Regions from separate parts of the Homo sapiens genome. Here region 2 is linked to region 1. Evidence: read pairs that join two places in POLR2A ChIA-PET (ENCODE). Cell type or tissue: Caco-2. All regions are shown on one strand. Links, peaks and the distances in the headings refer to the core of each region. The heading gives the core; the rest is flanking DNA. Region 1 overlaps CTBP2 (C-terminal binding protein 2). Region 2 has its middle 43 kb from the start of ZRANB1.

Region 1 (16,280 bases), core at 4,071-12,070:
GATACAGCTAACACTTGGGTGCCTCTGGCGTGCCAGGCGCCACGCTGAGCGCTGTGCATTGGTATTGCCTGTGCTTCCCGCTGTGGCCCCATGAGGGAGGTACAGGTGACCACACCTGGGCTCCTGGGGGAAGAAGAGAAAGCAGAGGGAGAGAACACTCTCCTGGGGTGACTCACAGCCTCACCCAAGGGCTCCTTACCATTTGGTTGGTCTCTGAGCTTTGCAGGATAAAACTTGGATTCTGTCTCTGCTCTCATGGATCTGCCCATCTAAACCAGTTACAGAACAGGCAGCCCATTTATGTAATGCCTTTTGCAATAGATAAAGGGTTGAGGGTGAGGTCATTGTCAGGGGAAGGCAATGTGAGAGAGTCAGGGTCAAGGAACCGATATCTGGCCACCTTAATTTTACTAACTTCACTTTCCCAGTCAGTATTGCACATGTAGTCCATTGATCAATAGTGTTGACATGGGCAGGGCAATTAGCTGGGCTTGGGGGCCCGTGCCTGTACAGGAGGCTGAGCCCAGAAGAATACTTGAGCCCGAGAGGTAGAGGCTGTAGTGAACTATGATCATGCCACTGCACTCCAGCCTGAGAGACAGAGTGAGACCCTTTCTCTAAAGAAATGTTGTTGGCTGGTGGCTCACAACTGTAATCCCAGAACATTGGGAGGCCAAGGCGGGCAGATCACCTGAGTTCAGGAGTTTGAGAGCAGCCTGGCCAACGTGGCGAAACCCTGTCTCTGCAGAAAATAGAAAAATTAGCTGGGCGTGGTGGTGCATGCCTATAATCCCAGCTACTCAGGAGGCTGAGGCAAGAGAATCACTTGAACCTGGGAGGTGCAAGTTGCAGTAAGCCGAGATTGCACCACTGCACTCCAACCTGGGCAACAGGGTGAGACTCCGTCTCAAAAAAGAAAAAAAGAAATGGTGTTGATATGTAAAGCTGGTCACGCTTGTAAGTAATTTTTCAGGGACTGTGGACTTTGAGCCATTTGGTTCTCACTTCATTTGTTTTTAAATGCCACTTCCTGCTCATCTTCCTGCTCATCCTGCTGGAGTCTAATCTGTGGTCAAGGACTTGGCTGGAGCCCACTGGGAAGTCTCCTTTGGCTGAGCCCTGACAAGGCTTTGGCTGTGCCTCTTTCCCGGCATCAGTCGGGGTCCTAGATCCTCGCTGGGGCAAGGGATTCTCGCTGTGTCTCTCCAGCCCACCAATTCTCTCCCAGGTTGATTGGCTATTGGAATTGAGACATCTGCATTGAAATCCCCAAGAGAACATCCTTTTCTGTATCGAACTTGCATGAGGGTGGAGGGACACTTGGCTTTTTTCAAAACCCACCTTTGTAGTACAGCAGCCACGCAGGGACTTACATCCTAAATGGGGCCACTTTACAATGTTGGTGTGGCCCGAAAACCTGCAAGGCAAAGCAGCCCAGGCAGCAGCTCACTTTCTGCACCCCAGCTTCAGAGCCCTCCTGACAGGAGCTCACAGCTCACATTTTTCCATATTATAGGAAATCATGCTCTTTGCAGAAAATAGAAAAATACAGGAAAGTATAAGAAATAAGTAAATGATAGTTATGTTACACATTGTAAAAATCCTTTTTAATCTTAGCATGGAGAATAACACTTTGGATCTATTCTGTCTCTTATGCATATACGTATATACTAAAAATGAGATTCACTGAAGAATGTTTTAAAATATGTGAGATTTGAATACATGTTTCATAGTTTATTTTCCATTTGACCTATAAGTATTTTTCCTATGTCTTTGAAGTATTTTGAAATACTTTTAGTAAATACATAATTGTTGAGATGGATAGTGTCTGACATATCCCTGTACAGCTCTATCAGGAGAAAATTTATCCTACTCTGGTTTCCAGCATGGTCTGGTACATCTTGACCACTTTTCTAAGGATTCCCTAGGGGGAGAGTGGAGTGGGGCATGGAATCTCAAGTTTACAGAAAAGATGCCCACTCCTTCCACCGCAGTGGGAGTGGGGGTCACACCCTCGCTGACTCCTCAGAGCAGCCAGCATCCTGCTTTTGGTCAGGGGATCTTGCATTAAAACCTGCCAGCTTTAGAGGTTCCATCTCTCGCTGTGGTATGGGTGTGTGCTCTGAATGTCTGAAGACCCCTCTGCTCACCTTCTGGCCCTGTGTAGGGCCTATAGTAAATATATAGTCTGGCCCTTGTTAGATCAGGTGTCCTTGGGATACCCTGTGGAAAGGAGCTCAGAAAACCCCTCTTGGTCACCCTATCAGGGAGAAAGCAAGACCGGAGCCTGACACCAGGATGCCCCAGCTGGTTAGTAGTGGCCACCAGTTGGAGTGAGCCATCTCCTATGTCCGCTCCTTCTGGCAGGTTCCTGACCATCTCACAGGGGTGTGTGCACCTCCACCAGCAGCCGCCTTGTCCACTTACAGTGTGGAACCATGGAAGACTAGAGACGGATACCTTCAAGTGCTTCTGAGTTGGGATGTGTTTTCTACTTGTCTTTCGGAGCTGCGCGCCTTTGCGGGGACCTCAGGGCCAGGCTTCCCTCTGAGCCAGGCTGATTTTAAGCGTTCCCCATCCCCCCCTCCCACCCCCCAGCGCCTCCACTGCACTGGTCTCTTTCAAGTTCAGGTGATTTCCTGGCTTGTCTGTAAGTAGGACTGTCGTGCCCCACTCAGGTACAGGTGTGTGGGGGTGCAGCCAGGCCCCATGAGCCTCAGGTCCAGTTGCTCACACCGGCTGCCTCTGCTTCCATGGCCCACGGGCAGCTTTGGGTGTGGGAATGCAGCTTGAATTCACAAAATGACGTCGTTGTGTGGGCTGCTTGCTCGTGGATCCACTTTTCTTCCCCCCTTTCAAAACTTGGCCCATGGCAGCCCCGATCAGCAGCACCCGTTTATCAATTTGTTCCTTGTTCCTTTCTCCAGTTGTTGCCAGGACTCCCATCTGGCATTCTCCCATCTCACGCCCTTGTTTATTTCTCCGTCCTGGAGCCACTTCGGATGGGGCACTTCTAGAAGCCTAGCTAATGCCGCAAGGGCTTCAAGTTCCTCCTTGTCACCCAGCTCGTCTCAAGTCCGTTGGCCCTGTCATCTAGAAAAGCTGAAAGCTGAAAGAGCAGGGGAATGGTCACATTAATTGACTACATCTGAGACAACACTGGAAACATATCCTATTTTATTTTTCTTTAAAAAGTGGCAGGATTCCAAGACTTCCCTTCCAGTTTTCCACTGGTTGGCCTTCTATTGGAAGACGAGTTCTAAAATCTTGGCTGTTGGGCCTTTTTACATTCTTAAAACCAGCTGAATATATTTAATATTGTAAAATTTCCATAAACACTCTCTGACAAAGACTGTGTATGTAAAGTTTCTGCCTAGAGGGCATTTTTCTTCTCAGAGTTGAGACTCTTGGGCATCAGGGGGTCATAATGAAGTGTTGATTTCACCTGAAGTGCCTCTGTGCCAACGTGGCTGTATAGGGACATGGAAAGAATTAGCTTTCGGGGTTGTTGTTTTTTCCTTCCCTGAATAAAGGATAATTGTTTCCAAGCTAATTAATATGGTTTATTTATTACTAGGCAATAGTTGGTGGAATTGAATCTCGGGAAGGAATAATCCAGCAATGCTAAAGTGACAACCTCTCGGGTACACCCTGTTCATTCCTGTCCAGTGTGTATCTGACACTCAGCCCTTTGGTAGACGTTGTCATTTTATTGTATTTCTTTTCCCCATGTGCCAACCAAACTTGGACTCCACACTGCTTCATGCCCAGTGAGCTTGGCCTTTCTCAGGGTGGGTTTGTCCTTAAAGGCTGGCCAGGCGCGTAATTAATATGGTGGGCTTGGGGGGTGCCGTCCCAGGCAACGTTGAGCTGTGCTGTCATGGTAGCAGCCTGAAGTCCTTGTTAGAGGGCATGGGTCACACGTGTACCCCACTGTGTGGTGCTCGGTGGCAGAGTTGAGAAGTGAGGAGAGGTGGCATCTCCCACTGCCGTTTGCTCAGGGATGCCTGTCTTTACCCCCAGCAGCCCCCAGGACTGCACATGACCTCTTCCTGCAGAGCCAGCTGGCGGCCATCCCAGTGCCACCCCCCACTGCCCCCGTTACAATGCGTTGTACTGCGCGTCCTCACTGCAACTGAAGAGAGTCGGGGCAGAGGAGGGTTGGGAAGGCCAGGGAGCGGGATGTCGCCTTGTGGGAGAGCACAGGTGTGGCCCGTGTTCACACACAGGTGGCCAGAGACTGCACTGAGGGTGGCTGGGGGTGTGTGAACCAGGAGCCACTGTGGTACGCAGGAAAGGAGGCGGGCAGCTGAGTGCCTGTCCCTGGTCCTTCAGGGAACCCATGGGTCCTCTGGGCTGCTTCTCATGGCCTCGAGTCAAGGGCCACCATCCTGCCTCATGCTGCTGTAGGCAGGTCAGTTTTGGGGCAGAGCATTTGGCTTCTTGACAAGATTTTGCCCGAGGCTTTTCCTTGACCGCTGCCCTTGAACTTGAAATCGTTGGGAGGATCTGCTATGGGATGTGTGGGGAAAGCCCCTGGCACCACTTTCCATGCCATCCGCTCAGGGACTGGGAAACAGCTACATGTCTTCCTTGTGGTCCTACCATTGAGAGTCCTCCCCTTCCCACATACTGACTGATACCCCGAGGCAGTGCCGTGGTGCTCTAGGGAGTGTCAGGCTAGGAGAGGGGGCTTGCCCTGGGGTATCTGAGCTGTGTCTGGATGCCTCCGAGGGGTGGGCGTGATCCCCAGGGCTGTGGCTTTAGCTCGGCTTCTGATACAGCTCGGCTTCTGTGGGTCCCACTTTTAGCACCCCCATGGTAAGTCACCCCTTCTGAAGGGGGCCAGAGTGTTGGGAGGAGGGGCAGAGTGTGGGGAGAAGGGTGGGACATTTCCTGGGTACCCATGTGACGGGCCCATTTTGAGAAGGCCGTCAGCATGGGTGCCGAGGGAGTGTCTGTGAGGCAGAGGGCGTTCACTCGTCCTAACAGACACCATGCTTCCAGAAACCTCAGGCCAGCTGTGGGGCACTGTGACCTGCACACTACCCGTCTCTACGTGAGGCGTGGGTACAGGCCTTGGCCCCAGAGTTTGCTTGGGACCTTGTGGCACAGTCATTCGGTGGTTTGGGCAACAGTGGGGCGGGGGCTGAGTGCTGGGTTCGGGCCTGGAGTCGGTGGCCCCTCCTGAGTCCCTGGGGCAGGGACCAGGTTTCTGTTTTGCTCCTGTGCCTCTGGGGCTTGGCACAGTCCTGGCACTGAGTAGGTGCTCAGGAAATCCCTGTTGAAAGGATCCAGGAGTTTGAGGTCATAGTTGATGTTGCATCTAGTCCAGAGAGGTCTCTGAGGAAGCCTGGATGTTTGTGGTGGGCAGGGGTGTGGAGTATAGGGGGCGAAGACTGTAGACTACTCTGACCTGCTACCATGCCCTGTGCTTGGGGCAGAAGTGCAGAATTCTGGATGGTTCTTTACGCAATCCCTCTTTTCTGAGCACAGCCATACCACAGGATGGCAGTGAGGCCACCTTTCAAGGGAGGGGAACGCTTGGGATGCCTAACCATTAACCATCAATGACCTGATTAGGACTATTGGATTCTTGTGCTGAATGTCAACTGTTTATCTCATGAGTTAGGCAGAGATGAGTTTCTTAGAAGAGGTGGATAACGGCCTCAGCCTGGAGACATGTCTGGAGTCTGATGATGACACACAGTTATTGAGTGCTTGCTGTATGCAGGCCTTGGGACGAACCTTCCATGGGTTCTCTCTTTCAAAGGGCCTGACCACCTGTGAAGGTAGATGCTGTTACCTCCAAATCACAGGCAGGATACTACTTCTCAGCCACCGATGCTGGCCTGCGGAACTTGGGATTAATTCTTGCTAACTCCTTGTTCTTTCCCTTGTCCCTTCCCAGAGTCCATTACCTGTGGGAAACTTTTGATCGCCTAAGGGATGGTTTTGTGGACACATTCCAGTTTTCTCTTTTTAGCAGTAAACGTGAACGGTGCTTCCTGGAGTGTGAGGAACACAGCGCACAGTGGTGCTCCGTTCAGCCAGACCCGTGGAAACCATGAGTCAGTTTCAGATAAGGCTTTCCAGGGTGCAAGGGCCCCTTTAGGATCAGTCTTTCTTCTCCCCTAATATATGCCCACGCTGAGCTGAAGTTCTGCTCTCTGGCTGGTGTGACCCAGCCGCAGGGCCAGCCTCAAGAGGAGGCAGCAGGAGGTGCCCCACCTTGAAGCAGGGGTGATGAATCCTTCGCCATCCACGGCGGGACAGTAGTAGGAGGAGGAGCCTAGACAGCCAAAATGTGAGTTCAAGCAGAAAGCCTCAAGTCCTAACGAGAGCTGGCACATGTGAGCTTCAGATGGCAGAAATATCACTAGAAATCCCTCCTGCAGAGAAAGCGTAGGTAAGCGGGCACTTGGTTAGATGAATGCTGCTCACAGCAGGCGGCATGGGGGGGCCAGGCCAGGTTGAGCTGCTCGCCTGGCCTCTGTTATCTCTGCATTTGGGTGGGTGGGTGGGCACCCCTTCCATGCCATGCAGAGTACAGAAGCTGTTCTGAAAGAACGCTATGAGTTCAAGTGAAGGCAGGCCCAGTCCTCCTGGAAGGAGCCACACCAGAGTTTCTCAGACGCCCCCATCAAGACCTTTTTAGGGCTCATTGAAGGCTTCTAAAGGTTCTAGTCTCATTTAGTTTCTAAGAAAAGGATTTATTCACTACAGACCTAAAACGTAATTTTTGTATGCCTGACTTAGTATAAGAACAAAACACCCAAGCAGTGGCGGTGGGGTAGGGGGTCCTGTCTAGGTACTGCAGCCTCAGTTGTGAGTTTCCTATATGTGGAAGGTGCAGGAACTAGCTGACCACAGTCTGGTTGGGACTCCCACCCCCAAATCCATCTCTGGGTGCTGCGGTTCTCTTCTGGGATGTGTGAGAGTACACACCCCCCTGTCATCAGCTGTAGGCAGATCACATTTGCCGCGGGATGTTTAATAAGTTCACGCAGGTTGATGGTACAGGCCAGAAATAGGACCCCTGTCTGGCCCGAAGCAGCCACGTGAACTTGGAGGGGGTGGGCATGCTGACCGGCAGTTACACGCTGAGGCCACTTCAGCTCCTGCGGTTGCTGGTTCAGAAGTAGTGGTGATTTTAATCAGCTAAGTCATTTCTGCGTCTCGTTGTATACTCCTGGAAGTTCTTAGAGAAATCCTGCCAAGAAAATATCCCCTGGTGAATCCTCGGGGCACTAGTCCACGCCGCACTGTCAGCAAGTATCTGCTGAAACAAGTATTTTTGAATCTTTAGCTTTTCTGTAGCTCCAGTCTTTTTAAAGTACTTCTTTTGACCTTCAAGTAACAACGAGCACTTGCTTTAAAATTCTGACAGTCTTCCAAGCCTTTTAACATTCTTATTCCACTAAATAAGCTGTCGCCGTTCACTGGGACAGGCAGCACAGTTGCTTGAACGCCCGGCTTGAAATTCCACGAAATGTCACCTCCTCTGTGAAGCCTTCTACAAGGCAGACTTGTCTATTTCCTACTTAATTTTACTATGAAATATCTCAAATTAGAACCTGTACCCACCATCAAGATTAGGTAGATGTTAACATGTTGCTACGTTTGTCTTCAGACATTGTTCAAAAACAAGTAATGTTATAGTCATTGCTAAGGTGCACCTCCCCAGTTCCTTTTCCATCCCTCCTTCCTTTCCAAAAGGGACTACTTCCTGAAAATAGATACAATCCCTTTATATTTTTGGAAATTCTGTGTAAACCATTGGAAATGGAAGGAGAAAGCCTGTGACATACGAAGACAAGCAACACTAATCAGGAGTATAAATTCTGTTTTGCAGTTAATTAAATATTTGATTCCCTACTATGTTTCAAAGATAAATAAAATGTGATTAAGTAAAAGGCATTTAACCTTTAGAGACTTGGAGATGGGCAGGGTATATAGTAGCCTGCCAGCTAGAGTAGGGAAGATGTTAAAGAAGATAACCTGTGAGATGGGTTTTGAAGGGTGGATAGGAGTTTGCCAGGCAAGCTCTGCCACCTCAAAAAAATAGTTCCTTGGCTGTTAGATGCTTGTGTCACTATAGGCTTGGGATTACTGAAAAGCTATGCTTGTCCCTCCCTTCCTAACACTTCTGAGGCTGGAATGTCTGTCTCCCATCTACTTCCTTAAGAGGTGTGGGTTACAGTGTGGTGTACAGTTGGGAGTGAATTACTACTTGACCTTGGGTACATGATAACCTTGACTGTAGAGTCCATGCTTTTCCTGAGTAGTTCTTCAGAGTCCTTCCTGCCAGTGACTTGGTTCTAGGTGTGGAGCAGGAGCTGGCTGTCGGAGGACTCATTGAATTCAGTGGAAACAGCAGGGAGCATGGTTTTCTTTTGAATGGAAACCATGAGTGTAGCAGTTCTTCTTTATGACTTGCTACATAATCATGCAGGAAAATGCCTGTCACGGGATTGGATCCTAGGAGATTAGCCCCATTGCTAATTAAAAGCCCCATTAAAAGAGGGGAAGTTCTTTTAGGTATCTACAGCTTCCTAAGATTTGAATGGTTTACAAAGCAGAATGTTGGCTGGGCATGGTGGCTCATGCCTGTATCCCAGCACTTTGGGAGGCCAAGGCAGACAGATCAGAAGGTCAGGAGTTTGATACCAGCCTGACCAACATGGTGAAACCTCGTCTATACTAAAAATACAAAAATTATCCGGGCATGGTGGCATGCGCCTGTAATCCCAGCTACTAGGGAGGCTGGGGCAGGAGAATCCCTTGGACCTGGGAGGCGGAGGTTGCAGTGAGCCGAGACGGCGCCATTGCACTCCAGCCTGGGTGACAGAGTGAGACTACGTCTCAAAAAAAAAAAAAAAACGAAAAAGGTAGAATGATGGCTGGGCGCGGTGGCTCACGCCTGTAATCCCAGCACTTTGGGAGGCCCAGGCCAGTGGATCACTTGAGGTCAGAAGTTCAAGACCAGCCTGACCAACGTGGTGAAACCCCATCTCTACTAAAAATACAAAAATTAGCCAGGTGTGGTGGCAGGCGCCTGTAGTCCCAGCTATTCAGGAGGCCGAGGCAGGAGAATTGCCTGAACTCAGGAGGCGGAGCTTGCAGTGAGCCGAGATCGCGCCATTGCACTCCAGCCTGGGTGACAGAGTGAGACTCTTTCTCCCAAAAAAAAAAAAAAAAAAAAAGTCAAATGCAGCTGGGAATGTGGTTCGTGCCTTTTTGTATATTAACCATTTGAAACTTGGTTGTAAGGTGGGGTTGGCAATGTCAGGCCTGGCTGCAGCAGCTCATGTCTTTAGAGTGTGCCTCTTCCCTCTCTCGTGGGGCTCGAGCAAGACTACCTTCATACATGGGCTCTCCAGTTACATAGCAACTCCAGTGTTAAATTCCATCTTTTCTTCCTGGAAAAGCCGTAGAAAGGACACCTGGACATGCCTGCTGCACAGGTTGTCTGCCTTCCCCATCAGCCGCAGAAGGAGGAACTTTGCTCTCTTCTCTCACAGCTGTGTGTGCATAGGAAGTAGTTCGGATGATGTGGGTCCCACCATGTATTCCTTCTCTGTTCCATGTAGAGTAAAATAAATGGGAGTTCTGTTTAATGCATCACCTCGGTTCATATTGCATTTGCCAAGAAAGTGCAATTTTATTGAACATTAGGATTGAATTCTTAACTGAGTAATCAATTTCAGTAGTAAGTTAAAATGCCTTCTATTAATGGACAACTGCAACCGTTAATCAGAGTTACAGTAGATTAACAGTTGTCAGCATTTATGCTAATAGCACTTATAAACCGTGGGCTCATGATTTGCACTTTATAATTCCATATTTCTCAAAACAGTTGGTAATACTTTTTGCTTGAAGGTATTGATTCTTTTGTCCCTTTGCTTGCTACTTGGAGATGTAGAGAAAGCTAAATGACATTTTCACGGTGATGACACAATATCACCTTCTGCTTTTGCACACTTGGCTTTGTGTCAAAATAGATGGAAAGGGTTCATTTGTTCTGGTGCTCTACTGTTTAATTTGATCTGGTGTGTGACTAAAGCAAGACAAATAGTATTTTTAATGAAACCATTTAATAACCTCTGGTAGCTTAGAGTCGAAGGCATTGGAAAAATGCAATTAAAGGATGCCTAGATGTAAACAAAAAAAAAAAATCTCTACTTCATCTTCACTGACTCCATTCATTTTGCTTTCAGGGTTTCATCACCTTAAATGGTTTTGAACCAATGAAGGTGTATTCCCTTAAAAAGACGGACAGCCCATCGTGTGAACTATAGAGTTTGTGGACAGATTTATATTGGTGAGTTATTGTGAAATATCTCCAGGTAAAAGTTCAGTTTTCTAGAATCCCCTTTGCAATGTGTGTTCAATTAGTTGATGAGTATGGATTGCCTGCAGCCTCTGGCTGTTTCATTGGGATGTCTAATCGTGGGATCATATTGATTGTCTTTCAATTAATTGCATCTAGTATTTTCATTTATCAAAAGCAAAATACATGTAATTAACTCTGAAGCAATATAGTTCAGTGTAAAGTGATTTTTGCTGCTGCTGCTGCTATAGAGATAAGTCAACGGAAATTATGCTACAAGGAAACTCAAGTCAGAATGGAAATAGTGTTAGGATTTCTCGATGTATTAATTAAAAAGAATAAAAATGAATTAGAGAAACCATCTCATGACACCCCGAGTCAGTCATAAGTGATAGATGGATGTCTTTAGGAAGAAGGCGGCTTGTGGATACTGGCACCTCTTCAGTCAGCTTAGGCTTTTAGTGTTACCAGCCTCTAGGATGTCTTGAACATACCATGATTTTTCTGGCGGAGTAGATTGGGAATGTGGGTGCAGGCTGAGATGAGCATTCAATCCCTACCACACTCATTGATGGATGGAGTTCAATCCTGTGCCCGTAGCAGGGTTTTGGGATTCTAAGTTTCATTTCGGCATGTCTTTAGCCATTTTTCACAAAACCTGGATCTTTCTTAAAGTCTCAAAGTGGCAACTTCTCTGATGGAATTGATTTTAATCTTGCTTTTTAAAAAAAAATGTTTTCCCCGTGAGGTAACAACATCATTCAAAAGCAAGGGAAACCGCTAGCCAATTGTGTCCTGTCTCTCTCACCTGTCACACTCCTAGCAGAGCCTTGAGGGGACTAGCTTTGGTTCCCAGAGAGGTTTAAGTTTGTGACCAGGCCCTCAGGCCTGGCTTCCTGAGTTGCTGGAGGCAGTTAGAGACTTGGAGCCCAGGGGCACACATGGGTGACCACCTGAGGGGGCCAAGCTGAATCTCTGCCTGAACCTAAGCAGCACAGTGGGTTGTAGGATCAGGAAAGGATCTCTGTGTGTCCCTTCCTTTTCTCCATAAAGTAGATCTAGCTGGGGAAACTGAGGTAGCTGACCCAGACCTAGACCTCCAAATATTGCTTACCAGCTTGGTGACTGAGCAAGTGGTCTCTGCTGGCACTCGGAAGCCTTATCTGTGAATCGAACAGGTGGATTGGGCTGGTACCCAGGACCCTCCCCACCCTTTAAGCTTGAATTTGATGTAGAAATTCAGAACCCTTTCCTGGGAGTGCTCTGACAGGGCTTTGCTGGGCCAAAGGCCATAGCAGAGCGTGAAGCTCGAGTTGAGTTGTGTATGAGAGGGGCCCCTCAGTCATCTTTGAACACTTAAGGCTCTTAGCATTGAGGAGGATGAGGAACTGGAAGTCTGATGGAATGTTCTTTGGTGGAAACCTGAGGGAGGTCAGGACCGCCACTCGCAACCTTATTCAGTTCAGCCTTTCAGGACAAACGTTGCTTACTTTTCTGGCTCTCACTCTCAGACCTGTGTGCTAGAATCTGCCCGGGTTTCTCAGGCAGAGACAAAGTCACCTTGGGCCTGGGGTTGGCAAAGATAGTTCCAGTGTTGGGTGCTGGGTCCAAAGATGTTTTCAGTGGGTTGGGTCATGGTGATGTTTCCAGTTGGACACCATGGAACTGGCCATGTTGGACATCCACGCTCTTTCACCCAGACAAGTACCAGGCCCTGCCTGCCTGGGAGCATCTCCGCTGGATGGACCATCATTACGTTTCATAGATGCTCATTTCAGTGTTGGAAATCATTTTCTCTAAACAGAAGGATGTGGGAACTTGGTGTATAAGGATGAAATGGACTTTTTAAATATCAAAAATGGTTGAATGAGGACACTTTCATTTGACTCAGTCTAATAACCAGAGCCACTCTGGGATCCTGTTTAGCAGTGATCTCCCTCTCAGACAGATGAGTTAACATTCTCCAAATGCATCCAGAACCAGAATGAAATTGTGACACGCTTCCTGTTAACAAATGTTTCCTGAGTGCTAAGCAGACTCAAGACACTTACCCTTATGTGGGGTTCCCACCATTCCTGTATTTTTGGCATCCTTTTGGGTAAGAGTTTTTTATAGCACTTTGGAAGAGCTTAAGAGACTTGGTGTGGTACTGGAGCTGGCCATCACTGGAGCATGGTCACTGTGCTGTGACAACAGCTCATGGTGTCCACGGCCCACGCACACACTGAGTGTGGCCCCACTGGCCCACCTGCTCCCCGCCCAGCCCACCCCAGAAGCAGGATAAAACTTCTCCCCTGACCACTTGCAGATGCTCTCATGGTGGAATTCTCACATGGCCCCAGAAGGCGTGTGTTTGCTCTCAGACCCTTTCTGCTCTGTGGAACGTCACCATGCCCAGGGAGTTGTATCCAGCTCTGCCTGCTGTCTACATGCAGCAACACAAGGAGGTCATGTGGGATTGTAACCAAAGTAAGGACCACGTATGGATTTCAACCAGAGCCCACCTGTTGAGATCTCTGGTCTAGACACATCTTTTAAAATGTGGGCACAGAAGAAGGAGGTAGATGAAAATCACGTGACACCATCAGAGGTAATGGTGAATCCGTGAGGCCCTAGAGCCATTTATACATCGTTTTTGCCCTCTTAGTATTTTCTTTAGCATGTCCTAATTTTAAAAGCATCCCATTCCTGTTGTGCTAGACTTAATATTTTGGTTTATGGCCGTCTTTTTTAGTAACTTGACGTCAAACACTTCAGCCTTCTCCTGACAAGAGGCTCGTTCTCTCAGTAATGAATAGTGACGTGCTAAATTTAGATCGGATGCATGTTCTGCTTTTACTATCTGTTCTGTATGTTGCTATTTGTCAGAATGAAAGCTCAATGTGCCAGATGGCTTTGCTGGCTTCTCCTGGAAAAAGACTTCGTTCTCCATCACTTCAGTTGGGTCATGGTTTTTTAGTACTATTTTGTTGTTAAGCATTAATATTTGCAGCAGTACCCAATTATCTTTTTTTAACAAAAGTGTCACAGAAAAAGTGTTTTTGGTTAAATGCTCATAAATGAGGGGGAATGCAAATCAAATCCCTTAACTTTTATTATATTACGTAAAATGGTGGTAGAATAGTTGCAGCTGTGGTTTTGCAAAGATAGGACTGTTTCCGGCTGCCATGCATGCTGTATTATGTATTTTGACAGATCTCCAGGATGATGTAGAAGCTTGGCCTGCCGACCAGGGCCTCTGGGAAAGACAGTCTGAGGTGACACAGTGCTGGAAACTCAGTGTGCTTGGTGGTGGAAGAGGGGTTTGCCTTGATCTGCTGTGGGAACTAGGCTGGATTTCCATCTGAGTTGTGGCTGTAGCAGGCCACCTAGTTGAGGTCATCTTCCTGATCATTGGTCCTCTAGCCTGCTTCTGGCAGGACAGATATCTTTTTTCCATGAAAAACAGAAGGAAAGTATTGAATTACTCTGGAAACACATACCTAAACCTTGGGGTCCGATTGTCAATGGTTGTGAAGTGGTGGAGGTGTTGGCGCCATGGCCACTGTGCCACTCTGGTCCCAGTGTGTGGCCCCCAGAGTCCTTCGGGCCCTTGGCCTCCTGAGCTCCTGGCCTGCATGCATCCGTGGGGCCTTTGCTAGGGCCGTGTGATCCTGCTCCAGTGTTTGGGCCAGAAGCAAGACTGCCAACATCCGAAACCACAAACCAGAGGAAGATCCACAGGGCCTTTCATCTCTGGGGTTCTCTAGGTGAGAAACAGTCAGGAGGCTGAGATGGGGCAGTGGGGAAGATGCCAGCGAAGCTTTAGCCAGCCTTCGGAGTAGGGGAGGAGGGGCCCCCGCTGAAGCTCTTGGTTCTTGCTTGGATTTTATTCCTGTGCCTTCTGGATGTGAGTTATGCTTCGGAATCCCAGCCTCCCTCCACCCCCCAAGGATAAATGGGAGGCATTGATTCAGTGTTTGTTCTTCTCTCCTGAGCATCTCAGCAACCTAGTGTGGCCTCCCAAGTAGGGATGGAGAGATCACCCCGTCCATTCCCCTTCTTTTTGCTTTAGCATCTACATGGGTCCAGGGTCACACAGGGGTCACGCCCTCCATTCTCCTGGTGAGTCTGGCTTTCTGCTGTTACTGTTGTTTTCCGCTTCCTGCGCCACCCTGGCTGCTGGTTCTCATCAGAGTGGATTTGCAAAGTAGGGAGGAAGAGACCAGGCAGAAGGCCTGAATTTTCCCACTGTGACCCATGTGTCAACACTGTGTGGCCGGCCTGGGTGGGTTCCTGCTGAGTTGCTCCTTCGCTGGAGGGGTACCTCCGAGCAGGGCATCTGCAGGATGGTGGGCACACTTGCCTCTCACTCTTGGCGGGGCCAGGAGTCTCTGTTGCCACTGAGTGACGTTATGCTGGGAAATGGAGGCGTGGTGTCCGCTTCTCTTTCCGTGATCCTCATACCCTTCCCAAGACCCCCATTTTGTTAGTGAAGAACTTGACGCCCAGATCCACCTGCCAGCATGTGTGGCCTTAGGTATATCTGGCATTCAGGAGCCGATGAAGCAACCCCAAACTCAGGTCGCCCCGCGTCCCTTGCTGGTGGAAGCCTTTCCGGAAACACTGTGGTAGTGAGCCTGGCTTCCCATACACTGCAGGGTCCCTTTACAGTGAAGATGGCTTCCCGGGGGCTTTGATATTCCTGGAAGCTTTCTCAGGTTTGTCATGGTACCGTCCCCACACCCAGGGTTGTGGGAGGAAGAGCACTTGGTCCATGTGAAGTGGGGCCGCACATGGGGTGCATCTTTCCGCTGAGAGTGTGGCAGTGTGCAGAGAATGGGCCTCTGCTACCCCTCATCAGCCAACCCTGGTGGAGACCCCCTTGTGCCCTAGACAGGCCTGGCCACTGAACTGAGGGATGGCAGCCCTGTTGTGTGGGACAGCCAGAGACACGGGTCAGCGGCTGATTTCTCTGAGGCTTGGAGCGTGTGTTTGTTAAAGGCAAGAAGAGTGGGAAGGAGTGGATGGAGTGAGCGGCAGGGCCAGAGCCTCACTTGTTGAAGGGAGTGGTGGTGCATTGTGTTTACTGTCAAGTTTCAGGCTGGGGCGTAGATGCCGATGTGCAAATGAGTAGGCAGGGAAGTGAGCTTTCTCTTATTAAAATGTTGGCTTACTAATCAAGTGTTGCTGGGTGTGATTAGTGGCAGAGGAAAAGGTTATTTCTTTCTGTAAATATTTTTGCTTAACATTTATGCGTTACCATTGCTGATTGTATTAATACTCTTAGAATGCATTAGACCAATAACTTGTTTTTTTTTAAAAAAATGTCTTGGTTTTAAGCAGTTTCAGTTGGTCTTTATGGAAGGACACACAGCATTTCACTGAAGCTTGAGGGATCTGCCAGGTTCAAGTGTAAAGGGGCATTAGTTTCAACTTAGAGCAGCTCCCCCAGCTACAAATGCTGATAAAATAGCTCAGAAGTGCAAGAGCCTGGTTACTTTCAGTAATTTTAGGATTTAGTATCTGGATCTGAATTTTGACCATTGTTGAAGGAGCAGATAATTGGATGCATTTTCTAAAGTAATGATTTAGGCCAAGGAGGGCAGATCCTTTGAGCCCAGGAGTTTGAGACCAGCCTGGGCAACATAGCAAGACCCCATCTCTATAAAAAAATTTTTTTAAAAAATCAGCCAGGTGGTGGTGTGTATCTGTGGTCCTCAGGTTCCAGAGTAGCTGGGTGGGAGGATTGTGTGAGCCTGGGAGGTCAAGGCTGCAGTAAGCCATGATTGCACCACTGCACTCAGCCTTGGGTGACAGAGGGAGACCCCATCTCCAGAAAATGTTTTTAAAACTCGGCCAGGTGGCGGCGCCTGCCTATGCCTGGGTGGCCAGATTGTGTGAGCCTGGGAGCTCACGTCTGCAGTGCACTGTGATCACACCCCTCTACTTAGCCTGAGTGACAGAG
Region 2 (16,280 bases), core at 4,344-12,343, 210 kb after region 1:
TGCCTCCCAAAGTGCTGGGATTACAGGCGTAAGCCACCGTGCCCGGCTGGCACAGTCTTATACAAGACAAAATGTACTAATCTAGAACCTAAATCTTCATTACATGTTTAATTATACAATACTCGTGGAATTAAAAATATGCTGCCTTTTTGCCAAACACTAAAGTGATGTTAACGAAAAGTAATTCCAAAGTAGTGAAGTTAGGAATGCCACAATATTTTTCATTCCTTTCTTTCCAGTCATTTCGGAGACCACAAAGTTTAAAAATATTTCAAAATATTCGAAAGTATCCATGACGTCATTTGAGTAGTTCTTAAATTCACCAAAGTGATTCATGCAAATGACTTATTTGCTTCAAAAACTATCTACAAATTCAAATAGTGGACCAAGGAGAAAAATCTGCACAACAGTTTCAGTGTAACCAAGATCACAATATTCAATATTACCTTCAATATGGCAGATTTATAGTAGACGTAAGTTTAAAATACACAAGCTAAAATTTTTAAAGGGGCTAATCAGAAAGAAATGTAGTTTTTATGACATACAAAATTATTCAGTGATTCCACATAAGAGGTAATGCATGAATTCTACAATTCCTTAACTCATTGGCTGCTGGTATTCATTCATTACTTGGAACTTTAACAGCTTCCTAGTAAACAGAAAGTACCTTTCCTATATGTGAGATATTTTGACTGATATATCCTGAGTACCCAGAATGGTGCGTGGCACACACAGTTACTGAAGAAGTATTTGTTGAATGAATTGATTAACTTTACTTTCTTGATTTTATACGTCAGGATATTTTCACCCTGACTACTTTTGTCCAATGACCTAACACATTTAAACTTTGCTCAAGAATTTAGAACAGGCTGGGCACAGTGGCTCACACCTGGAACCTCAGCACTTTGAGAGGCCAAGGTGGGAGGATCGCTTGAGCCCAGGAGTTCGCGACCAGCTGTCTCAAACATAGGGAGACCCTGTCTCTACCAAAAGTAATTCAAAAAATTAGCCAGGTGTGGTGGCACACACCTGTGGTCCCATCTACGTGGGAGGCTGAGGTGGGAGGTCACCCTGGGAGGTCGAGGTTACAGTGAACCACTCCACCCTGGGCTACAGAGCAAGACCCTGTCTCAAAAAAAAAAAAGAAAAAAAAAAAGGGCCAAGCAGGGCGGCTCACGTCTGTAATTCCAACATTTTGGGAGGCCAAGGTGGAGAGGTCAAGGCTGCAGTGAGCTGTGATCCTGCCACTGCACTCCAGCCTAGGTGACAATGAGACCCTGTCTCAAAAAAAAAAAGAACTTAGGACAGTTTGATATTTCTCTTTGATTCTTTTTTTCTTTCAGTTTGTAATTTGCATATCTTGCACAGAATTTTAAACGTTAAATCTTATAAATGAATGAAGATGAAAACTGTATCTAACATTTACATTAATTTTTGCATTTAACAATCTTTTTTTTTTTTTTTTGAGATGGAGTCTCGCTATGTCACCCAGGCTGGAGTGCGGTGGCACGATCTCGGCTGACTGCAAGCTCCGCCTCCCGGGTTCAGGCCATTCTCTTGCCTCAGCCTCCCGAGTAGCTGGGACTACAGGCGCCCACCACCACGCCCGGCTAATTTTTCGTATTGTTAGTAGAGGCGGGGTTTCACCATGTTAGCTAGGATGGTCTCGATCTCCTGACCTCGTGATCCACCCGCCTCGGCCTCCCAAAGTGCTGGGATTACAGGCGTGAGCCACTGCACCCGGCCAACAATCTTTTAAGAAAAAACAAGGTATATTTTCTGAAATTTGTCCAGCGTGTGGCAATCTTCAGAAAACATTTGTATTTTTAGGATATTTAAATATGCAGATCACTTCACTTCACCATCATTATCTCATTTTTATCCTTATCAGTGTTGTCAGGCAGCTGTTATTTCCAAATGATGGAAGGGACAGAGAAGTTACAGCACTTGTGTTTTAAGAACTGGACCACAAGCACTTCAAGTCCTAACCCAGTGACCCTCCCCCAAGCCTTTCCATCTGCATCACTGGGGCCCAAAAGACTCAAAGCTAATAGATGTTTTTATAAAAGATCTGTGGACTGAAACTAAATATTAGTGCCCACTCTAATTTTAAGATTGGCTTTTTCAAGAAGCGATCCTTGCAAATAGAATTTACCAGAACAGTTTTTAGGCCTCACCACACTTTTGAAATAAGAATCCATCCCTAGGGTGGGGAAAGTTAGAAATACCATATACACTCAACTTCAAACCAATTTTTTTTTTCATGACAGAGTCTCACTGCATCGCCCAGGCTGGAGTACAGTGGTGCGATCTCGGCTCATTGCAACCTCTGCCTCCTGGGCTCATGCAATTCTCCTGCCTCAGCCTCCCAAGTAGCTGAGACTATAGACACACGCCATGCCTGGCTAATTTCTGTGTTTTTAGTAGAGACGGGGTTTCACCATGTTGGCCAGGCTGGTCTCGAACTCCTGACCTCCAGTGATCCATCCGCCTCGGCCTCCCCAAGTGCTGGGATTACAGGCATGAGCCACTGTGCCCAGCCAACTTCAACCCAAATTTAATCAGATAAACTTCAAAAAATAATCTGATCATATGAGCTACTTTCTCAGCCAAACTTTTAGGACAGGGGATTAGCATTGGCCTTACAGCACTTTGTTTTAGGAGACTGGCATGATTTCTCTTGAAATGTTAGGGTCAGCAGATAGGATGCAGGGCTGTAATGGGATAAGGAAGCAAGCAGGTAAGGAGTTGACTGGAGCTGATGCTCCTGGCAGGGTCGGGGTCAGGGAAAGAAGATGCTGACAAGATTGGGGCCCAGTCAGTACTCCATTCATCTGCCCCTGGGTTACCGTGATGCTAGGAGGACCACCACATAACACACATCTGGATGCTCTAGCAAGATGTCAGAACCCTGCCTTGAGAACCAGCTGAATTGCAGAACCATATCCTCCTCTTTTATGTTCTTGTGGAAATGTAAACAATTTGGCCAGGCGCGGTGGTTCATGCCTGTAATCCCAGCACTTTGGGAGGCCAAGGCAAGAGGATCACTTAAGGCTAGGAGTTCGAGACCAGCCTGGCCAACATGGTGAAACCCCATCTCTACTAAAAATACAAAAATTAGCCGGGCATGGTGGCTCATGCTTGTAGTCCCAGCTACTCAGGAGGCTGAGGCAGGAGAATCACTTGAACTAGGGAAGCAGAGGTTACAGCGAGCAGAGATCATGCCACGGCACGCCAGCCTGGGCAACAGAGAGAGACTCTGTCTCAAAAAAAAAGAAAAAGAAAAAAGAAAATGTAAACAATTTACAACTCTGGCAGTAAAACACGAACAGCAGATGAAGTTTACAGGCATTGCCTTTAATCCTATTCATGATGAACATATTTTCTAAAAACAAGTCATAGGCAAAATAACCACTGTCCCCCATTTTTTGAGGTAGTTGTTACACTTGCATGTCAGTCAGGGTTCCAGGCAGAAATAAATAGCATACTCCAGTGGGAAAATTAAGATTATTTTACAAGGTATTGGGCAAGGTTGAAGAAAACCAGCAAGGATGGTGAAATAGCCCTGACTGGCAATGACAGGGTGCCATTACCAAATCCTGCAGAGAGAGACGTTGGTGCTGGGGAGGGCCACCTGGCAGGAGCAGTGGCCTTCCTAGAGAAGCACAGCAGGGAGCAAGCCAGGGTCAATATTCTGACGCCTTTCTCCTCTCTCCAGTCTCTGCCAGGGCCTCTCATTGGCCAAACTAAACTGATGACCTTAGGGCTCAGAAGCCTTTGATGCAGTCCTGGCTGGTCTATCTGTCTCAAGGGGCACATGGCAGGGGGAGAATGGATCTGGAAGGACAAATGGAGGCTCTCCAGCCAATAAAAACTATAGCAGAGCAAATTTAAAGGAATAGATGTTTCCAGAGCTTTACTTGGAGGACACAGCTACTGACATTTTGAATCCCTTCTCCTAAGCAAAGAATATTCTATCCAAAGACAATGTATTTTAAGAACATCATGATTTTTTCTTCTACTACAGCATGGTCTTATGCCATAAAAGGAATTATGCTAATCCAGTCTATCAGTGAAACTCAGAAAAGATGGCTATCAGAGGTGGCACAGAAACATTTCAGGGAAATAATGGAGAGGCACCAAGAAATGGCTTTCTAAAGCAGCAGGAAAAAAGTTGAAGTCCATAAGCAGATAGGTTACCAATCCAGCAGCATCTCTTAGGAATGAAATGATTGATCACAAAGGTAAGATTTGTTGGAGCCCACATTGAATTTAATGCCAGTCATCCTTGTATACTAAACTCTATTTCCATAGCTGGGAGATATGACAGACTTTCTTTTTGTGACACTTTGTTCTTATGATATAGTTTTGAGTCTGTCTGTGGGATTTCAATCACCGAAATCAGGATTAGAGACAAGAAATCTTCCTTATATTATTAAGTAGGAAAGCAATGTGTTAAGGAGCCAGCCCTAACTTGGAGATAAATCTATTTTAATAAAGCACAGACATTCGTGAATAAGATGTGTCTTTGTGTTTATCATAATATCCCTGAAAACTTCTCTGATCATAAGGGAAAACCTCCCACCAATAGAATATTAGCAGTTCAATCACTAGGCCACCATGCACAAAGGTTAACTCACATTGTAGTGCCCCACAGTCGATGGAACTGAAGTGTGATGTTTTTCTTGTATTACTGTGCTGTCAGACAATGCCTGTCACATTAGAAAAAAAAAAATCTTCAAGAGAAAGACATAAAAGAGCTAAGAAAATAGACCTCTTTTTTTTTTTAAACATTAGCTTTCCATCAGAAAGCCACTTATACTGTATAACAACTGCCTGAACAGATACTGTATTGCAGCATGGGTCAACAAGAGAGAGGAGCTCTCTTTGTTGATTATTTTCAACAGAAAAATATGTAAGATGTCCATTTAGAAGTGCTTTCTCTAGAGTGCAGAGCTGAAACGAATACTATTGCAATCAACCTGCTATTATTCCTGTCTCAAATGTATGTTTTTAAAAATTCTTTTGTCCTATAAAGCACAAAGCTTTGTACAACTACGGTGAAATCCTTGAGTCATTTGACTGCTTCCCTATGCAATTCAAGAGCAGGTGAAAGGTAGACTATGGAAGTAACATACACAAAAATAATGAAGGCGACAAAACCTAAATTAGTTCCTCACTGGAGTTTTTTTGTCTGATTTTTAGAAAGAATGAGAATATTTTAAAATGGAACTTCTCAAGGACCTAGGAATTAGGTATCGATTTATTTTCCTGAATTTACAGCCTCCATAAACTTAAAAAGGAAATGAGTGACCATGGCAAAAACTGTTATAAACTCTTCCCAACATCCATTCCCCTTTCCCTCTTTAGTAACAGAACATCAGTTTCTAACAAAGTTGTTGCCCAGCTAAATGCTTTTACTGTATTTCCAATTCTCTACTACAGCAAGGTGTGGCCATGGCTGTGCCTTAGTTTTGCTCCATAATGTGTTTATGATATATACAAGTGAAAGTGTGGTTGTGAGGGATTTTGTGAAAGTTTTCCGACGGGCACGGTGGCTCACGCCTGTAATCCCAGCACTTTGGGAGGCTGAGATGGGTGGATCACCTGAGGTCGGGAGTTCGAGACCAGCCTGACTAACGTGGTGAAACCCTGTCTCTACTCAAAATACAAAAAAATAGCTGGGTGTGATGGCAGGCACCTGTAGTCCCAGCTACTCGGGAGGCTGAGGCAGGAGAATTGCTTGAACCCAGGAGGTGGAGGTTGCAGTGAGCCGACATCATGCCATTGTACTCCAGCCCGGGCGACAAGAGTGAAACTGTAATCCCAGCACTTTGAGAGTCCAAGGCGGGTGGATCACGAGGTCAAGAGATCGAGACCATCCTGGCTAACACGGTGTAACCTGTCTCTACTAAAAATACAAAAAATTAGCCGGGCGTGGTGGCAGGTGCCTGTAGTCCCAGCTACTCAGGAGGCTGAGGCAGGAGAATGGCGTGAACCCGGTAGGCGGAGCTAGCAGTGAGCCGAGATCGCACCACTGCTGACAGAGCGAGACTCAGTCTCAAAAAAAAGAAAGAAAGAAAGTTTTCCTTAAAAGGCAGGAAATAGGCCATCCTACCCACCTCCACCTCCCTCCCTGGAGTATGGATGTGACAGCTGGAACTCCTATGGCTATCCTGAACCCTGAAGTGATTTTGAGGCTGGTGGAGCAGAAGCCTGAAAGCCTGGAGCCCTGATGATTCCCTGGAGCCATTGGAGGCCATCCTTGGACTGCCTGTCCCCTGACATTTGTACATGAGAAAGATACATCCATCCTATTATTTGAGGATTTCTTTCTTTCCTTTTTTTTTTTTTTTTTTTTTTGGAGACACAGTCTCGCTCTGTCACCCAGCCTGGTCTCTGCAGCCTGGACCTCCTGGGCTCAAGCAACCCTCCAGCCCCAGCCTCCTGAGTAGCTGGGACTAGGCACATACCACCATGCCCAGCTAATTTTGTATTTTTTGTAGACCAGCCATGTTACCCAGGCTGGTCTTGAACTCCTGGGCTCAAGTGATCCTCCCAAAGTGAGCTCAAGGTGGGCTCCTGGGCTCAAGCTAGCCTTCCAAAGTGCTAGGATTACAGGTGTGAGCCACCACACCTGGCCAGGATTTTCTTTTTCAATTAGCCTGATAAAATCACACTACACTCCTGATGTGGAGGAATTGCTCTTTTTCTTCATCCTGCAGCTTTATGGTTTTATTTATTTTATTTATTTTTATTTTTTGAGACCAAGTCTTGCTCTGTGGTCCAGGCTGGAGTGCAGTAGTGCAATCTCGGCTCACTGCAATCTCTGCCTCCTGGGTTCAAGCGATTCTCCTGTGTCAGCCTCCCGAGTAGCTGGGACTACAGGCATGCACCACCACACACAGCTAATTTTTGTATTTTTAGTAGAGATGGGGTTTCGCCATGTTGGCCAGGCTGGTCTTGAACTCCTGACCTCAGATGATCCGCCCACCTTGGCCTCCCAAAGTGCTAGGATTACAGGCGTGAGCCACCACGCCTGGCCAGTTTTATTATGTATTTATTTATTTTTCTTTTGTATGTTCATTTTTTCTTTGATATAGGGTCTCTCTCTGTTGCCCAGGCTGGAGTGCAGTGGCGTGATCTTGGCTCACTGCAGCCTTGACCTCCCAGGCTCAAGGGATCCTCCCACCTCAACATCCAGGTAGCTGAGACTACAGACATGCCGCCACCAGACCACCAGGCTAATTTTTGTGTTTTTTGTAGAGACGGGGTCTCGCCATGTTGGCCAGGCTGGTCTCGAACTCCAGGGCTCAAGTGATCTGCCCCTCTTAACCTCCCAAAATGCTGGGATTACAGATGTGAGCCACTGCACCCGGCCAAGAAGGACTGTTAAAACAAACCTGACTACACCCTCTGACTTGACTGTACCTAGACTGTGACCACTGCAGTGGTGAAGACATCTGGGTTCTTAAGTTTCTTAGCCCAAGGTCAGTTTCCCAGTGCAGAGGCCCAGTGGCCACGGGGCTGCCTGGCCGCAGGGCGGCTTCACGGGCTGCACACTTAGGAGCCTGCACACTTCGGGTTTGATGCTCTGCAGCTGCTGTCTTGAATGTATTAATAATGTTATCTTGGAATTTGTGTTCTGTGAGCGAAGTCCAGTGGGGTGATGGCGCGTGCGGTGGGAACCGGCACCTAGGTTCACCCATGGTCTTGCTCCCATGGCCTTCCCACCTCCCCAGGATATGTTCCCATCCCTCTGTTACCGCCCAGTCACCACTGCTGTCCCCCTCCATGGATGGAGTCCTGAGCACAGGCATGAGGAGGCTCCAGGTGGGTCATGTACTCTGTGTACCGAGTCACCAAGCAAGAACCCAGGCGAGTAGGAGGTTTTGTGTTCACCCACGAATATCTTCATTCCCAAGAGAACATGACATTAAATAGCAAATTAAAAACACCATAATTGGTGGAGAAAGAGACCGCAGGTGAAGGAAGGAAAAAGCTTTTTTCCAGCTTTTGAATGAGGAGCCCCATATTTTCATGTTGCCCTGACCCCTGCAAATTACACAGCTGGCCTTGCCTTGCACAGAAATGGAAAGGACCAAGGAACAGAGGCCAGGACCTGTGCCCAGTTCCACCTAGCTTTGCTGTAGGAGCAGGGCGGGCCTCCTGGGTGTGCTAGAGGCGCCGCCCTCCCCAGCCTCGCCGATGCTCCAGCAGCTGATGCTGGAAATACAGGAAACTCAGCCAAGAAGCCTTTTCTAGTCCCAGTCAGGGAGTCAGTGGCACCTCCCACACCTGTGCCTCAGGGTCGCCTTGATGCTTTTTTGAGCCAGGCTGCGTCCAGCTGTAAATGCTTGGAGGCGGTGCGTGCTGGTAAATGTTTAACAACTAGCTCTCTGGGGACAGGAGCCCTCATTTGTAGCATTTGCTGGTTGCCATGGTGTAAATATTCCCACCAGGGCCAATTTTTGAGCTACCAATATTTGATAATCTTGAAAATTTAGCAAAAGTCTGGCCGGGCGCAGTGGCTCACGCCTGTAATCCCAGCACTTTGGGAGGCTGAGGCAGGCAGATTGCCTGAGGTCAGGAGTTTGATTCGAGACCAATCTGGCCAACATGGTGAAACCCCATCTCTACTAAAAATACAAAAAAAAAATTTAGCCGGGTTTGGTGGCGTGCGCCTGTAATCTCAGCTACTCGGGAGGCTGAGGCAGGGAAATAGCTTGAACCAGGGAGGTGGAGGTTGCAGTGAGCCGAGATCACACCACTGCACTTCAGCCTGGGTGACAGAGCAAGATTCCATCTCAAAAAAAAAAAAAAAAGTCTTGAAAACTTAACAATTGGCTTGGCTTTCACAAGCTAATGCAAGTAGGGTATTGCACACTACTGCTTGGAGGAACAAGGAAAGAGAACTCATTGTGATTTCATCTAAAATCTAGGAGAACATGAACAGGGAATTTACAGAAGAAAACCTGAAGAACCAGCAAATATGCATCGGTGCTCAAACTCACCGGTGATTAGGATAATGCAGATGAAACACTAAGAAGATACACCACTTTTTAAAAATCAGGTGGATAGCAAGGTTAAATCTCAAGTTCCGGTGAGATGCATGACTTGGGAATGTAAATCTGTGCAGACACTTTGGAGAGCAATTTGATAGTATCCAATACAATGTAGGATGTATGTAAGCCCCAAAGTTCCTCCTGGAGTTTAGGGACATTCCTGCACGTGCTCAAGGATGTTCTCTGAACTATTCTTTTTTTGTTTTGTTTTGCTGTTTTGTTTTGTTTTTGAGACAGAGTTTTGCTCTGTCGCCCAGGCTGGAGTGCAGTGGTGCGATCTCAGCTCACTGCAACCTCCGCCTCCTGGGTTCAAGCGATTCTTCTGCCTCAGGCTCCCGAGTAGCTGGAATTACAGGTGCACACCACCACACCTGGGTAATTTTTGTTTTTTTTTAATTTTTTGTATTTTTCGTAGCGATGGGGTGTCTCCATGTTGGCCAGGCTGGTCTCGAACTCCTGACCTCAAGTGATCCACCCACCTCAGCCTCCCAAAGTGCTGAGATTACAGGCATGAGCCACTGCGCCCAGCCCCAAAGTATTCTAATCATAGCGAACTCCTGGTGCCATCTCTTAGTCTCAACAATGATCAACTTGTGGCCAGCCCGGCTTCAGTTTTCTCTCCATCTGCTTCTCCACCTTCCCAAATTATTTTGAGGTAAATCTCAGACATCCTATCATTTTGTCTGTAAATATATTTCTATCTCTGAAAGTAAAAAACAAACAAAAAGCCTGTGGTAGGCTTTTCGTTCAATATGAGAGAGAGAAACCCCAGCAGGGTTATCAGGGAAGGGCAGATAAAGAGGGGAATTTTTACAAAGGTACTTTTACAGGAGCTATGAAGTTTGGTTAGTCTAACAATAACATTTCCAGTGCATTCCCTGAGGAAACTGTCCCTGTCCCCTCCCAGACACAGCAGGCTACAGGGGCAGCCTTCTGTTGCTTGGCGGATTTTGAGGTCAAACAGAATCTGTGCTAGGTAATCAGCTTAGTGGATAAAAAACCAAGAACTTACATCTGCAGAGTACTTACAAACTCTCAGTGTAGGGGGTTGATTCGTGTCTGTATAATGTTCCCTTGAATATTGTACTTCGTTGTCACTATTTGAGAATATGTGCCTGATTAGTAATACCCAGTACATAAAAATACCAAATATATAACTAACCACATGAGCAGGCTTTAAAATGATGGTGACTTTAATTGCTAAATTCACTCCCAGTTCTAAAATGTGGTTTGCATGTAATATTTCATCCAGAAAAAAAGGTTGCTAATAGCAATGTCATTACAGATTGTTTGTCAACCTTAATCAAAATAATTTCCCTTTCCAAATTGCTGCTTTAGTCTGTGCTTTGTGAAAGGAGTTTTAGAATTTTGTTTTAATCTGAAAATCAATCAGCTAGAGAGGTGAAAAAGTGGAAAAGGAAAAACATGAGACATGTCTGTATTTTAAGAGATTCTGTAGCAAAAGCTTCGTACACCATACTCTATGGTTTCCAATTGAGTGCTAGAAAACTTCCAGAATACAACAGAGAAATTATCCCTACATGGAATATGGTTTCATAATTCCAACACACGATACATAATTCCCCCACATTGTTTCCTTAGTTTCATTCAGTAAAAATCATTACTGTATCTTTAGATAATAAGCAGTGAGTAGCCAGCTGAGTAGGAGAAGATACTGGTGTGAAAGAACTGTGATGTCTTGGGAAAAAATTCCTGGGCTGGGCACATTGGCTCACGCCTGTAATCCCAGCACTTTAAGAGATTCTCCCCCAAGCTGGGCAGATCACCTGAGGTCAGGAGTTCAAGACCAGCCTGACCAACATGGTGAAAACCCATTTCTACAAAAAATACAAAAATTAGCCAGACGTGGTGGCACATGCCTGTAATCCCAGCTACTTAGGAGGCTGAGGCAGGAGAATCGCTCAAACCCAGTGAGCCAAGATTGTGCCACTGCACTCCAGCCTGGGCGATAAAGCGAGACTCTATCTGAAAAAAGAAAAAAAAAAGCCGGGCATGGTGGCTCAAGCCTGTAATCCCAGCACTTTGGGAGGCCAAGGCAGGTGGATCACGAGGTCAGGAGATCAAGACCATCCTGGCTAACATGGTGAAACCCCGTCTCTACTAAAAATACAAAAAATTAGCCAGGCGTGGTGGTGGGCGCCTGTAGTCCCAGCTACTTGGGAGGCTGAGGCAGGAGAATGGCGCGAACTCGGGAGGCAGAGCTTGTAGTGAGCCGAGATCACGCCACTGCACTCCAGCCTGGGAAACAGAGCAAGACTCTGTCTCAAAAAAAAAAAAAAATTCTGGAGCACAAAGGATCTGGTTCATTTTTCGGTCATGGGAAGTCAGCCTCTTGCCCTACCGCTGGTGCTACTATCAGAGTGAATCTTCATCTGGAGCAATGGCTAAATTTAAATATAGTTACTGGAATGGAACATTGCTAGATGATGGATGTCAGCTACTCTGAAAGCAGAAAAGACAGGGCTGTGGCCTCCACATCCACAGAGCAGGAGGCATTGTCCTCTGGACCCCCCTAATTATGCCTCTGTCCCTGAAGCAACATGACAACTTTCCTCTCCATACCCTGCAATTCCTGTCCCACTTTCATAAGCTCCAGAACATTCTCTTTATTGATTACTTTTATGTATTATAAAGACAGTTGGTTTATTTTGAAATTTTATGCTGGGGATGGGGAGTGGAGAGGCTCCTAATGGGGTGCCCCTGCCTCTCCACTGTTTCTGCCTCGGCAGCAGGACAGCGTGGTGGCTCCAGGGTCACCTGTATAACACCAGCTGTGGTATTGAGCCAGACATTGCCTCAGGTGGCCTCTGTTTACTCATCCGTAAAATGGGGATAATAATACACTCACCTCATAGGGTTGTTGTGAAGACTAAACGAGAACGTGTGTGCCCCAACCTCAGCAGCGTGATGGAGAAAGGGGACCACAGGGCCGAGCCTCAGAGAATCTCCTTCAGGGCCTCCTCAGCCCAAACTGCTTCCAGCTCCTTCTCTGCACATGGGCCGGCCAGCCACTTCTCTCTAGGCCTCTTTTGTTTTTTTTAAAGGTGGGAGGGGTAGATGAGATCATGAATAAATTCCCTTCCAGGCATAAAGTTCTATCAACTCCTTTTGAAATGACTGACTCAGTGCAAAATATGCACAATTCTATAGTATATGACGCCGTGACCAAATCACAGAGCTTCTCTTTCCATAGATTAAGCGTACATGTGGGGCCTGGCACGGTGGCTCATGCCTGTAATTCCAGCACTTTGGGAGGCCAAGGCAGATGGATCAATTGAGCCCAGAAATTCGAGACCAGCCTGGGCAACACGACAAAACTCCTACAAAAAATACAAAATTAACCTGGTGTGGTAGTGCATGTCTGTAGTTCCAGCTCCTCGGGAGGCTGAGGTGGGAGGATCACAGGAGCCTACGAGGTTGAGGCTGCAGTAGGCAGTGATGGCACCACTGCACTCCAACTGTGGTGACAGAATGAGACCCTGTCTCAAAATAAAAACGAAAACCCTCCATGTGAGAAACTTGTGTAGGGCTCTAAGGCAGATAAACCCAGAGGGAGCTGATGGATCCCCTGATGAACAACGAAGTTTGTGTTTATGAGCCCAGAGGAATTGCCCTTTTACCCCAGTGATAAAGGATTTTTTTTTTCGGGACGGAGTCTCACTCTGTCGCCCAGGCTGGAGTGCGGTGGCACGATCTCGGCTCACTGCAAGCTCCGCCTCCTGGGTTCACACCATTCTCCTGCCTCAGCCTCCCGAGTAGATGGGACTACAGGTGTCCACCACCTCGCCCGGCTAATTTTTTTGTATTTTTTTTAGTAGAGACGGGGTTTCACCGTGTTAGCCAGGGTGGTCTCAATCTCCTGACCTCGTGATCCACCCACCTCAGCCTCCCAAAGTGCTGGGATTACAGGCGTGAGCCACCGCACCCGGCCTTTTTTTCGTTTTTTTTTTTTTTTTTTTTTTTTGAGAGAGAACAGTCTCGCTCTGTCGCCCAGGCTGGAGTGCAGTGGCACGATCTCGGCTCACTTTAACCTGTGCCTGCTGGGTTCAAGCAATTCTCCTGCCTCAGCCTTCTGAGTAGCTGGGATTAAAAGCATGTGCCACTATGCCTGGCTAAATTTTTTTTTTTTTTTTTGTATTTTTAGTAGAGTCTGTTGGTCAGGCTGGTCTTGAACTCCTGACCTCAAATGATCTCTTTGTGTGTGTGTGTTTATGTGTATGTGTGTGGAATGGATGACCCTCCCTAAGGGCATAAAGTGGGTACACCCACATGTACATTGACCTTGATTTGTATCACATTTGACTGCTTGCAAAGCATTTTCACCACCATTATCTCCCAATTTAATGAACTAAGCCAGATTCTAGCAATTTCACAAGATCCGCTTCCTCCTGAGTAAAGCCTTTTCCAGAAATGTCAACAGTTCTGGAGAATGTGAGTATCTTTGGGTCATCAAAGTTGAGGCACCTTAACTGGGGATCCCACCAAAAGATTATAGTGGCCACTTTTGAGAACACATTTTTTCACTTACATTGTTGAATCATATGTGTGAGTGTGTTTGTGTAAGAGGCATATGTCATGGAGTTTAAGATGTACATTTTTTCACGTTTAATGTATTTGAATTTGGGATGCATCTCACAATACAGTCTTAGCTTTCTGCCTTAAACCTGCACACTGACTGGGTTGATAGTGTCACCTGGAACTTCAGAGTGTGACCTTATTTGGAGATAGAGTCTTTATAGGTGCAATCATAAGATGAGCTCATACTGTTTTAGGGTGAGCCCTAAATCCAGCATGACCAGATTCCTTATAAGGAGAGGAAAGGACACAAAGAAGACACAGGGAAGAAGGCCAGGTGACAACGGAGGTAGAGTTTGGAGTGATGTGTCTACAAGCCAAGGAACAGCAAGGATTACTGGCAAACACCAAAAGCTTGGAAGAGGCAAAGAGGGCTCCCTTCCTAGAGCCTCTGGAGGAGGCACAGCCCTGCTAACACCTTGCCTGCTGATTTTTAGCCACCAGAAATGTGAGAGTGGCCGGGTATGGTGGCTCATACCTGTAATCCCAGCACCTTGGGAGGCCGAGGCAGGAGGATAACTTGGGCTCAGGGGTTTGAGACCAGCCTGGGCAACATAGTGAGATCTGGTCTCTACTAAGAAAAAAAAATTAGTTGGGCATGATGGTATGCACCTCTAGTCTTAGCTATTCGGGAGGCTGAGATAGGAGGATCACTCGAGCCTGGGAGGTCGAGGCTGCAGGGAGCTGTGATTGCACCACTGCACTCCAGCCTGAGTGACAGAGCAAGAGCTTGCCTCAAAACAAAACAAAACAAAACAAACAAACAAACAAAAAAACCCAGAAATGTGAGAGTTCAGTTTCTTTCTATTGATTTCAGCCCTTCGTGTATGGGAGTTTGTTACAGCAGTCCTGGCAAATGAGTACACCCTGCAAAGAGTGTGCATGTACCTGTGCGTACACACACACACACACACACACTCTCACACAGGCACATATAGGTTTGTTTCTTTCTCCTTACTCACAAAAGAAGGAGGAAGGGAGCTGACGTCCCCTGAGCTGCCGATGCATGCCGAGCTGGCTACCCTCACAGAGGCCAGCTCACAGAATTCCTGCCGCTCCTGGCAGTCAGCACCCATTGACAGATAAGGAGTCTGACCACAGAGAGACTAAGCTGGGCCTGACTACAGGTCCCATGGGCTTCAGAGGTGGCATCGCCATTAGATTCTGGCAAGGAAAAAAATCATTTTTTTTTAAAGACGCATGTTAGGTAACCATGATATCAGTCTTCTGGGCATAAGAGAAATGGTGAGCATCGTACAAAGTTCTTACATTCAATTTGTTGAGTGCCCTGAATTTGTCTTTAAAGGATACATTTTTGCCACCCTTACCCCAGCAGTCTAAGAGTCAGAGAGCCTAGGCAGCCATGGCAAAGGGAATAAACCATCCTCGGAGCTGAGCTTCATCCTGGGACAAGCTCCAGAGTCCTGTGTCCCCACGTCTCTCCTCCCTACAAAATCCCAGGAGCTCTGGGTTCTCCTGAAGCCATTCCCTCCTCTCAGCCAGGGCACTCCCGTAGTCCTGCCCTGGGTGTGTTACGGTGCAGGGAATGCAATATGGTACTATTTGCATGTGTTTTTTTTCTTTCTTTCTTTCTTTTTTTTTTTTTTTTAGATGGAGTGTCGCTCTGTCACCCAGGCTAGAATGCAGTAGAGCTATCACAGCTCACTGCAACCTCCGCCTCCTGGGTTCAAGCAATTCTCCTGCCTCAGCTGAGTAGCTGGGACTACAGGCACACACCACCATGCCCGGCTAATTTTTTTGTATTTCTAGTAGAGACAGGGTTTCAACACATTGGTCAGGCTGGTCTCGAACTCCTGACCTCAGGCGATCCACCCGCTTCGGCCTCCCAAAGTGTTGGGATTACAGGTGTGAGCCACTGCGCCTGGTCAATGTGGTTCCTTTTCAAGGAAGGAAGGGAGGGAGGGAAGCATAAAGGGAGAGATGGGCCAGGGCAGTGGCTGACACCTGTACTCCCAGCACTTTGGGAGGCCGAGGTGGGCAGATCACCTGAGGTCAGGAGTTTGAGACCAGCCTGGCCAACATAGCAAAACCCCATCTCTACTGAAAATACAAAAAAAAAAAAAAAAAATTAGCCAGGCATGTTGGTGTGGCACGCCTGTAGTTCCAGCTACTTGGGGGACTGAGGCTCAAGAATTGCTTAAACCCAGGAGGCAGAGGTTGCAGTGAGCTGAGATCGTGCCACTGCACTCCAGCCTGAGCATTACAGCGACACTCCATCTCAAAAAAAAAAAAAAAAAAAAAGGTCGGGTGCGGTGGCTTGCACCTGTAATCCCAGCACTTTGGGAGGCCGAGGCAAGTGGATCACTTGAGGTCAGGAGTTTGAGACCAGCCTGGTCAACATGGTGAAACCCAGTCTCTACTAAAAAAACAAAAATTAGTCAGGCATAGTGATGCACTGCTGTAATTCCAGCTACTTGGGAGGCTGAGGCAGGAGAATCGCTTGAAGCCGGGAGGAGGAGGTTGCAGTGTGCCACTGCACTCCAACCTGGGTGACAGAGCAAGACTCTGTCTCAAAAAAAAAAAAAAAGCAGGTTGCGGGGGATGGGCAGGGAGAGGGAGAGGGAAGAAAAGGGAGTAAGCAAGGAAAGTGGGCTTAGC

What was found. ChIA-PET counts read pairs that join two places held together with the same protein. Peaks named below come from ENCODE experiments on the same cell type or tissue, not always from the same donor. Only the 100,000 strongest peaks of a DNase experiment are listed, where the experiment ranks them.
Region 2: POLR2A ChIA-PET joins it to region 1 with 11 read pairs; 2 of 35 experiments call an interaction of 5 or more read pairs at or near these places.

What each region holds. Positions count from the first base shown.
Region 1 is chr10:125,105,034-125,121,313 of GRCh38, reverse strand. CTBP2 (C-terminal binding protein 2) reads left to right here. Exons shown (of 11, transcript NM_001329.4): 2 at 10,221-10,324. Among named protein-coding and RNA genes, the nearest start is that of CTBP2, 47 kb to the left of the region's middle. RefSeq lists enhancers at 3,564-4,389, 8,343-8,842, 14,009-14,528. In Caco-2, for the core only: no CTCF peak of the experiment used is centred there; no DNase peak of the experiment used is centred there.
Region 2 is chr10:124,890,668-124,906,947 of GRCh38, reverse strand. No RefSeq gene overlaps it. Among named protein-coding and RNA genes, the nearest start is that of ZRANB1, 43 kb to the left of the region's middle. In Caco-2, for the core only: no CTCF peak of the experiment used is centred there; a DNase peak (open chromatin) is centred at 8,287.